2 separate regions of the Mus musculus genome follow, and region 2 is linked to region 1. A link is a loop called in an ENCODE intact Hi-C map of the cell type or tissue named here. Cell type or tissue: gastrocnemius. All regions are shown on one strand. Each heading gives the region's core, and the rest is flanking DNA. Links, peaks and the distances in the headings are about the cores only.

The links. Hi-C counts contacts between places; a loop is a spot of excess contacts. Peaks named below come from ENCODE experiments on the same cell type or tissue, not always from the same donor. Only the 100,000 strongest peaks of a DNase experiment are listed, where the experiment ranks them.
Region 2: a loop joins it to region 1, with 2.3 times the contacts of the local background. A loop is called at or near these places in 2 of 42 quality-filtered maps.

What each region holds. Positions count from the first base shown.
Region 1 is chr2:77,453,823-77,459,205 of GRCm38, reverse strand. All of the region lies in intron 5 of Zfp385b (zinc finger protein 385B), which reads left to right. Among named protein-coding and RNA genes, the nearest start is that of Gm13944, 6.1 kb to the left of the region's middle. In gastrocnemius, for the core only: a CTCF peak has its summit at 2,425 (motif pointing left); a DNase peak (open chromatin) is centred at 2,407; H3K4me3 peaks cover 182 bases; H3K27ac peaks cover 817 bases.
Region 2 is chr2:77,524,611-77,529,993 of GRCm38, reverse strand. All of the region lies in intron 3 of Zfp385b (zinc finger protein 385B), which reads left to right. Among named protein-coding and RNA genes, the nearest start is that of Gm13944, 65 kb to the right of the region's middle. In gastrocnemius, for the core only: no CTCF peak of the experiment used is centred there; no DNase peak of the experiment used is centred there; H3K4me3 peaks cover 792 bases; H3K27ac peaks cover 2,032 bases.

The DNA of each region.
Region 1 (5,383 bases), core at 250-5,249:
ATCGGATCCTGTTACAGATGGTTGTGAGCCACCATGTGGTTGCTGGGAGTTGAACTCAGGACCTCTGGAAGAGCAGTCAGTGCCCTTAACAGCTGAGCCATCTCTCCAGCCTGAGATATGCTTTTCATATCTACATATCTTATTTCATCTGACTTATAACATTATGCCGGGGCCTAGGCCTCAATCTTCCACTCTGAAATATGATTGTTTCAGTAACTGTTGAACAGAGTCTCAAATGATGAATGATAGATAACTAATGTGTCAGCATATGAAATACTGGTACAGCCATGTTTCAACTGGTTCCCTGAGCACTGCCCACTGAGTTGCCCTGCCACTACAGCCAACACTAAGGCTATGATTCATGGAACGTACATAAGGAGACATAATACAAGTTCTCATTTTAGATGTAATTGGTGTCATTTGTGTCGATGTCTTTAATATGGAAACAGAAACAAGTGCAATGCTTTCTTGGACCAGTTCACTGTAAATGTGTGAGAGTCTGAGAGCCTAGTCTAAGAGACCGTTCAGATGGTTTGGATCAGTTAGGTGAGCGGTCACAGCGCCCCACTGAAAGCTCGTGGTTCTTCCTTGTAAATACACCTGCAGAGCCAGTGAAACTGGAGTCACCTCAGAGTCAGAGATGCCCTTCTATGTCACCGTACCAGAGAAGTAACTAACAGGCTTATATAAAATGTGAAATTAATTTGAGGAAAATGGATCACTTCCATTTTAAATACTCTGGGGAAAATCCCAAAATAAAAAATTCAAAGGATATTGTGTAATCATTGACAAATCTTTAATATTAACATAAATTAAATAAAAATTTTAAATTAAAATAAGAACGTTTGATTCACAAAAACGTTCTAAGGGGTTTAATTCCTATATGTATTAATTTTAAAGAAAATTGGGTATTTTTTTAATCACTTTATATGTTAGTCATGTCAGTGTACAAAGCACTTGCCTTCCTGAGCTGGATAGCGTCATTTAGAGTGTATAGCTTATTAGGTGCACTCTCTGGGGAGTTAATCAGCCATTTCCCTTTGATTTGAGCGTGGTAGAGTGCACCCCGCCAGGGTTTATTGCTTCATCTCCCCCCCCCCGCCCCCCCCCCCAGTTAAACTGTTGGACATTTTTTTTTTTTAGGAATTCACTTATGCATGAGGTGTTGGCTTACTGTGTTCAGGTGCTGACCCTCAACACAGAAGACAGCATAAGCATCCCTCAAAAATTACCACACTGCAGTGCAAAATACAGAGTAAACACTCGAATTGTCTTTTGTTTTTGTTTGTTTTTTTAAGAATAAGCATCCCAGCCACTTGAAACTCCCTATGTAAATTGTAATGACCTTTATCAGAGCGCTGATGCTGAAGACCTGTACTGAAGAATTCACATAAGTGTGCTGCCACTTGACTGGTAAAAAGACAATGTCCTTCAAAATGCAATCTCTATGATTTTCATTGTTTACAAACAGAATTTAGATAGGAGTCATCTGGATTGATCTTTACCTTAGCAAAAACCTATTGTTGTTGTTTTTTAATGGACATAAGTTTTAATTATGACCTAATTTGAAATGAAATATCAAAGAGCTAGGCAAGCGAGAAAACAGAACTCCCCAAATAAAAGGGCTCACAATCAGATCACAGTTAGTACTGGCACTTTCAAATAACTGTGTCTCTTATCTTGCCCTTATCAACCCTAAGTTGGTAACTCGGTGTGCAGTTGGATCCCTAAGGAAAAAAGCTAAGATTCCTGGGAATCCTCTAAAATTAATAATCTACCTTCAGACCACTCAAGTGAAGTCTGAAGTGAAGGGAAATGGCTGAGTTTGTTCACTTGAAACTGTGGGAAACCACCCTGCTTGTTCTTTAAGGGCACAATCCTGTCTCTGCACCACATCTCAGCTGATTATTAACTCAAGCTGTGGTGCCCTTCTGTAGGTCACCTATAGGCCAACAGTGTGCTCATGTGCAGTTTCTTAGGCCAAGCAGAAACATAGGCATCAAGGCTCACAGATGACTAATAGGATATATTTGAAAAATTACTTTGAACTGCACTAAAGATCTCAGCTTTTTTTTTTAAGAAATGGATTAATTTGCCTCCACTAAAATGTACAAAGTGAAGATGTCTGTGTAAAGCTGGGGTATCAAACAGAAGCAGCTGTGACCCAAGAATTTACTGTCTCTAAGATTTGATGGAATTTAAATTGGGCCCAAAGAGAATTAACAGGCTAGAGTGCACATCGTGTCCCTCCTGAGAGCCACTGCTTTTCCTTTTAGTGATACAGAAAGCTTTGGAGTTCGCAGGGTGTTTTCTGCACTCTACAGACAATGCATGTAGAATGCCTTACGCAGGTTACTGGTCTGCTACATGTGGCCTGGAGGATAGCATCCATGGTGAACTGTATGTGAGTGGCGCCCCCTGGAGTTACACAATATCAAGGAACTAGTTGGACCATAGAGACCACAACTGTTTCACTGGTTAGATTTTAGAAATTAGCAAAAACACTAACTCTCTTTATGCTAATGGTCATAATTCTGTCTGAACTTTTTTTGTTTTCAACAAATTCCCATAAGTAAGGACTGAGTGAGTGAGGTAAATACCAAAGACAGTTTATACATCATTATTGGTATTGCAGACTGTAATATGGCCAATATCAGAAGAAAGGTTCACTAGCCGTCTTTGGATTGAGTAAACCTTTCTCTTGAGTACATCTTCCGCTTCTCATAATGTGGCCCTGTCTCTGGGAGTGTCAAATCTTAATCAGTTCAAAAATACATACAAAAGGGTTTTTGCTAGTAAAAAGAGTTTTGTGAGAAAAAAATAAGAGGCAGAGATTCAAGAAATTATTTAGCTTCTACTCAGTAATTTTTAATTTGTTTCTTAACATGTTCATAGATTTCAAAGTGTCATTATTATTTTATCTCAGATAATTATCTTAGTGCCTTGGCTGTGATACAAGATTATAGTTTAGCACACAGAATAGGATCTGTAATGTAAAAGCCACATCTAATGACACAGTAACTTCCTACTCCAAGTGCTTACTGATAGTGCATTTGACGTGCAATTGAAAAGCCCGACGATGGCTTCCGTTTTACAAGGGACATAATTTCTAAGGTAACAGTTCAGGGGCATTCCTCTGCTGTCTTCTCTGTATCCGTGTGTTCTAGAGAAGCTACAAGTATCTATGCCAGGGAACACTGTAGCTCAAAGGATGTACCGTCCAGCGCATGCTGTTCCTTTTACCCCAGAGGGTCTCCCACTGGGCACTGCCACCTCAGAGCCCGCCCCAGAAGCAGCGCCCAACCTCTGCTCCCTCTTCTGAGGAGGTTCCCCAGTCCTCTACAATCTGGAGAATTTTTTTTTTCTATTCACTGATTCCTTTAGTTCTCAGTTGCTACATCCTTGATATCTTTCCCCCTCTTGCTTCGGGTCATCTTTTTCCTTGAACTTTGGATTGTGGTTTGAATTTCTTTTCTTCTACCTCCTGATCTTCAGTGGGTGTCCAGGTGAAAGGGGGTTGTCTTTATTTCTAAAAATATCATGCTGTCCAACACATGGCATGAGACAAATTGCTTTTAGAACAATCAAGTTTACTAGTTTATTTATTTATGGTTGATTTGGCATATGTTTTTCTTAGTATTTTAGTAGTTAGATCTTTATTTAGAATATGTTGTTGTTTAAATTAACTGACCACTCTCTACAGCCATACCACCATGTGCAGAGCCCATCTTGTCTGATGTTAACTAACCATTGCCACTTCCCTCATGACATTGCTGACCGCATTGACACCTAAGGCAGTAGAGAAAGAGATGCCATGGTGTATTTTCTTTAACGGAGGAAATAGTTTTACTCATTGCTTTAGACACGAAAAGATCAGTTCTCTATAGAGAGCTGGGCACTTGCCTAGCGCTCCGTGAATCTGCCTTTCCGTATACACTGAACACAATTTTACATTGTGACTGGAGCTTGCAGATCTGCCTCTCTGAGGCAGGAATTAGAACTCAGGAGACACCGGAGGGGACCGCACAGTAGATTGTAGAATGTCCCACTGGGAAGAGTTCATTACATTTTTAGTTTTAAGTCCAAACCTTGTCTAATTCATTATCTTTTTGAGTTTCTGAGAAATGTTGAGGATTTGGGAAATCAATGGGACTTGGCACAAAAGGGAATTAATGGGTGAAAAAATGTATCTCTGGATGTCATTTCCTGTGAAACCTATTTTGCCAATGGATAGTGGGTATTCTGGGAACTATAGAAGTGACTCCTAAAATATGAGGTTATATTCCCGTCAGTTCCTAGGTGGAGGTCAGGGTGGTCATTCCAGTAACCCTTTCTTTCTTGCCACTTCTTCATATGGGACTTTCTTCTTCCTTCTCCTTTTTGACTGCTCAGGCTCAAACCCTGGGCCCTGTGCAATGAGGCGTGTGCCTTACTGCTAAGCCACACACACACACCCAAGCACTGGTCAGTGCCAGGGGGATTGCAACAGCTCTCTTGAAGCCACTTGCAGTAGACAGCTATCTCCTGCTGCTCAGTCACTGGGCTGTAAGGAAAGTCAGGCTGGCCAAACAAGCCCATTGTTGATGGCATTTGATTGTGGCAGTTGACTGCCTGGTGCCATGAGTTTGCTGGCTCTCCTTCTTGCCTCTCTCACTCCTCAATTAAGGTGCTTCCTTGCTAATGAAGTGGGGTCAGTGCTGTTGCTATTTAACAGCGTCTCACTTTCACTTGAAGGTTTGCCCAGGAAGCAAAAGCTGTTGACACTGCGTCAGATAAAGTACCGAGGATAGCAAAGTGTCAGTCACCGAGAACACCAGGAGAAAGTAGAGGTGTGCCAAGTGAGGGCACCTCTGCTCCACAACGGGCAGCTTCACTTGCCCTAAATGCCAGTCCGAGGGAGCCAATGATCCTCACTGCTGGCTTTTACACACCCCAAACTCAGGGGAAACGGGTTGCATTGTGGAGAGCCCTTTCTATCTTGCCACGTGCAGTAAGGTATCACATAGCTGTATCTTTATCTCGAGGGCTAACTGATGCTGTTAACTTTCCGCCCTGATGCCAGGAAATGGTAATGAGGAAATCATCCTGTTCGTCTTGTACTTGAAAGTTATATTTAGAGAACCCTGTTCTTGAGCCAAAAGGGTAGTAAATAACCCTCAACTACTCAGTGCACTTGAAAAGAAGAGGCCCTGAAAAGTGTCCTTGGAACTTTGCATGGTATCATGTGCCTGTAATCCTAGCATTTGAAGTGGAGGCTGGAGGGTCAGGAATTCAAGGCCAGCCTCTGCTGCACAGTGAGTTAAAGACTACCCTTAACTACCTGAGCCTTGCTCAAAATAAAATAAATAAATAAATAAAAATAAAAAAAAGTTGGAGGTATCTT
Region 2 (5,383 bases), core at 264-5,263, 71 kb before region 1:
ACCTCAGTAAAGAAATGTTTTTAAAACCGTCCCTTTCAGTTCACAGGACCAGTTCTGTTTAAAGATGAAACCAGACATAGCTAATAATAATTCTAGACTTTTTACCAACTGACTGTCAGAGTTCACTCTTCGCTGTGATACTCTAAGGGTGTGTTTGATTCTATTTCTTCTGTCCGTGAAGGAACTGAAATGTAAAGAAATTAAGAGTTTTCCATAGCCACAGAGGCAGTAGATCTGAGGAACCTTGGCATTGCTGAGTGCAGCCTTATTTTCTTCCTCCGTGCTGGCTTGAAATATTAATGATGCCCTTGAAAGTGTTCCCATCCGGTTTGGGTTTTTTCCCCCCTCAGGTATATTGATTTATATTTTTTTAACTTAAAAACTTCACAGCAGACAACTTCGAAATGGTTCAGAAGTTATTAAGTTTTCAATTTAAAAGTAAAACCTAACTGTGTCATATGTGACATGTCTGATTGAGGAAAATAATAGACTTAGCTTTTGAAAAGTTTCTCCAAAAAAATCTCATTCTTGAGTACTTCTGGGTTTAATCTTTGTCTTTCTTCCTGGTAGCTACTAGCTTAGCAGTTGTTTAGCCTGGCAAAACGAAATTTAAATTATAGTTACTTTGATCCAATCCTAAATGCTATTACTTAATTTTTAATTGTATTTATTTGTTTTTGCTTCCAATATCAATATTGGAGATTAAGAGAAGACTAGAATTCAGATGTGGTGATAAAGCTTAAATGCTGGTACAACTTAGTATGGCATCACATGTAAAGTTTGAGAAGATACATTTTGGAGATTATGAATTAGCAGCCTAAGTAACATTTCTTTTAAACCTTTGGAGGTTCAACATTAATAAGCTAACTTCAAATAGTTGAGAACATGATCTTGAAATAATTACAAGTGTGAATTCTTGCAGTAATACTCAAGATACCTGAAAATCAAATATAATTTTAGAAACTCAGATAGTTTGTAATGTAACGACTATTCCAGGAACATGTATGATGACTAATAGCTTTTATATGACCATTATTTTTGAGTAATGGGTTATAGATGAGAACCCCCCTCAGGAGTCTTGTTTATTCGTAGTTGGCATGAGTCTGTCCTGCTACATTGAAAAGGCAGAACAGCATGAAGGAGCAGGCTGAGCACAGTCTACTATATCCAATTTGACTCCCACACTCCGTGCATCATATCTGAAAGGTGGAAGCCGGAGTCCCTAACTTGGAGGGCTGCTCAGACCAAAGATCGGAAATTGACTTTCCCTAAAAGTTGATCCTTACCTCTGTGTACTTTTTCTTTCTCACACCCAAACTTTGCTCTTGTCCATTCAGTAACAGCCCAAGTTGTACCACTGCCTCACCATGCTCTGCTTCAGTGACAGCCCAAGAGCCACTGCCTTACCATGCTCTGCTTCAGTGACAGCCCAAGAGCCACTGCCTTACCATGCTCTGCTTCAGTGACAGCTCAAGAGTCACTGCCTCACCATGCTCTGCTGATCGTACTTTTCCTCTGTGTGATTCTTCTCATCCTCCGTTCTTGATTTTTAGAACCACAGACAGCCAAGTATCATTTTAGAATCCCAAGATCCTTTGTCATTCTGTGCCAAAGCATGAAAGCTGACCTGTGTCCTGTCCTGCTCCGTGATCTATGCCAGAGACAGTCCCGCCTCCAAGCTTCGTCTACAGTTCCTGAAAACAGTCACCTTGTCTGTCTGCCTCAGGGACAGATCTGGAAAGCAGTCCTAAGCTGGCATCAGAAACAGTTTCAAGGCCATCGGTGCATAATGCTTATGGAGTCCCAGAAAGAGGGCTGGTAAGGGAGAACACAGATTTCATGTGGTTGATGCACCTGGCCTGGAGACTAGGAGGGGCATGTCCACAAAGATTGTACATGATGTGGATATTGTTTAAAACTCCATCCAATTATGTAAATAAACCTTAAAGACTGCAGATACATCCTTCCTACACAGCCTTTTAACTACTTGTATTTCAAGATTGTGTGCCTCAGCCCTGTTGTGTCCTGGGAAGCAGTTTCAAGCAGTGTTTAAAAGCAGCCTTGCAAGGCAAGGCAGAGTTCTGAGTTGGTTTGCTTTCTGAGTTGTCCACTTTCTGACCCTAGAGCCCTGGGCACAGTGTTTTATCTGCTGAGTAGAGGTAATAAAATCTTGCTGCGTGGTTGTAGCTCAAGTAGAGAGGTTAAGTCTTTAAGAGGCTTAGCTCAAGTGACTGCTCCGTAGATCACTGCCCTGTCATCATCTTCATAATCACCAGCATGGTTTTCACAGCTGCGATTCCTCATTGTCCGTAACTACGTGATGACCTTGGGCGAATCACATGGCCTTTCAGAACCTCTATTTCTTCATTTAGACAGTGTCTGGATGTGGGATAATTAGGACTCTCACTGATTGAGCAAGAATCGCATACAGCTCTTCCTTTCCCTTCCCATTCAACTTGACCATGACTCCCCCCCTCAATCTCTCTTGGAAATTATGCACGGACTAGCTACTATGCATGCAATATCACCATGCACTTTATTTTGATTAAACTTGATATGTGAAGATCTGAATCTTTTGTACAGTACTGAAATAGTCTGGATTAAATACGCAGTTACAATATAAGTCGTTGCCTACAGAAAGATCCATTGTAGACTTCCTGTACTCATGGGCTTTTCTGGTAAATTAAAAATCAGATCTGATTTACAAAAATATACTGAGTTTGCCTGTAACTCTTCAGAAACATATAAGTATTTTTTTAATCTCTTTGAATTACAGTCTTTGTGAGTTGATTTAATCTGATTTCTCTCTCTCTCTCTCTCTGAAAAACAAGCATGACTGCAAATATTTGTAGCTAGTTCCTAGAGAGGGAGATTCCATGAATCCCAAATCAAGAATCCTGGCATTAAACCAAAACAGAGATAAAGCCAGGGAAACTGGAATGCACGGACGATGTTGGGGCCCTTTCTAAACTGGGGCTTTGATAACCTGGGCCCTTAGCATCGTGGAAGCAAACAGAATAGCATCTGCCATAGGCGGTACTCTGTACCAAGCACAGAGCTATGCAACTAATGAGAACCACAGTGTCATCCCCTATCCAAACATGAGAAGGCAGTTGTTTCAGGTAAGGGATCTTCCACAGACCTATGAGTAGTAAGTGATGGAAGCAAACCACTAAATTGGTCTTGCTGTACAGCTATTTCAGGGTGGTAAAAAGCCATCCATTCCTTCCTGCTTCTTCCCAAGCTCCAGATCTGTACACAAGAGATCACAGACAGAAATGCAAAGATTGTTCTTCCTTGTGATCTCTGCACAAAATACCTCCTTAAACCAGTATGGTACTGACAGCCAGTCTTGCCTTCTCTCGGGCTGGAAGTCTGGCTGTCTTGCAACAGTGTGGTGCATTGCTGCTGGGATGGACTGGTGGGCAGAGGACTGAGAGATGACAGACTCTCTTGGCCAGACATGACTCAACAGTTCTGATCCCCTACGTGCCCCAGTAAGAGTTCACCGCTGATGGCTATATAAAGCAGTTGTCAGCAGAGAGGTGGCCTCTCAGATTCAGAACGTCCCATCTGCCAAGTCCCACATGAGAAAAGTGAAGACAGGGCCCATCTGGAAAAGATGACCTGCTTCTAGAAAGATTTATTACACAGGGGTCATGTTGCACCCATGAACGTGCTCACCAAGTTGACTCCTTCCTTCCTTCCTTCCTTCCTTCCTTCCTTCCTTCCTTCCTTCCTTCTTTCCTTCCCAATTAAGACAACTCATTAATCTCTTCAAAATGAAGGGATAACCAGAGGGACTTCTCCAAGGGTTAGAACAACCAGTCTTGCTAGAATTCTGTCCTGGCATTATATTCTAATAGTGACCTTTCTTCATAAACACCCTAAGTCAATATTGTGAAGAAATTGCCCTGGTTTGGATGTTAAGGTGAGGCCTGTGTCCTCATGTTCTAACCGGTCAAGAAACATTCTTAGTGAGCTGAGACTGCTCACAAATCCATTTTTGGTTTCAAGTCATTTTAAGATATGCTATCTTATCACCTCAGGCTTCACAGTGCATTTTCACAGTGATATTAAAGGCACTGTGTGGCTTGGGATTTGATTTAGATTTTCCTTGTGATTTCCCACATGATCCAAAGTGTCTGACCTTTATTTGGCATTAATGAGGAAAACACACCTTGAGAATATTTGAGAGGAAATATGCACATTTAGTAATGAGTGACATCTTACGCGTCATTTTTCTCACAGCCTATGGATGGTACAAATGATAAAATTTTTAGACCTCCAGTGAGAGGAGACTCACACGAAATGCTTATGTAAAAGCCCTTGATATACAAATATGTGGAGATGAATAACAAACTCATCGAGCGTTACTTGTTCTTAAAAATACATTAGTGGGGAATGACATTGAGAGATGGTTCTGCCGGGAAGGAGAATTTTGATTACTTGGCACCCAAATAAAAAGTTTTACCTGATAGTATATACCTGAAATTCCAACTCTAAAGAAGCAGAGACAGGAGAATTCCTGAGGCTGCCTGGCTAGCCAGTCTAAGCCAAATCATAGCACTCTGGGGACAGTGAGAGACCCTTTCTCAAAAATAAACAAAAAACCAATTGTGGAGAGCAATTGAAAAAGACACCTAATGTGGAGCTCTGCCCTCCACATATAACACACGCACATGCGCGTGCTCGCGCGCGCGCGCGCACACACACACACACACACAGAGAGAGAGAGAGAGAGAGAGAGGACAAAGACTTGTCAGGGCCAAGGATATACCCTAGTTGGTAGAGTGTTTTCCTGCTACTACCAAAGCCCTGGGTTTCACCCCCGCACACATGTAGTAAGTGTGATGCTGCACACCTACAGCACACATGTAGTAAGTGTGATGCTGCACACCTACAGCACACATGTAGTAAGTGTGATGGTGCACACCTACAGCACACATGTAGTAAGTGTGATGCTGCACACCTACAGCACACATGTAGTAAGTGTGATGGTGCACACCTACAGCACACATGTAGTAAGTGTGATGCTGCACACCGCCAGCACACATGTAGTAAGTGTGATACTGCACACCTATAGTCTTATTGCTTAAAATGTGGAAGCAGAAGCAGGGGGATCAGAAATGCAAGGTCTTCAGCTACATAGTGAGTTCAAGACCAGCCTGGAATGGTTGCGATCCCGTCTCAGATAAACAAACAGACAAATAAGTTGACCTCTTTGAAGTTTAGGATAAAGCTTTATCCTAAACTTTATAGATAATGCATTTCTGTGTCTTGTGATCACTCTAAATGGGACCCTTCTGTTCCTAGTTTGTCAAATGTACATATAGGTCAGTGGGTCCTTTAAATTAGCCCATCTATGGGCTGAGATATTTAC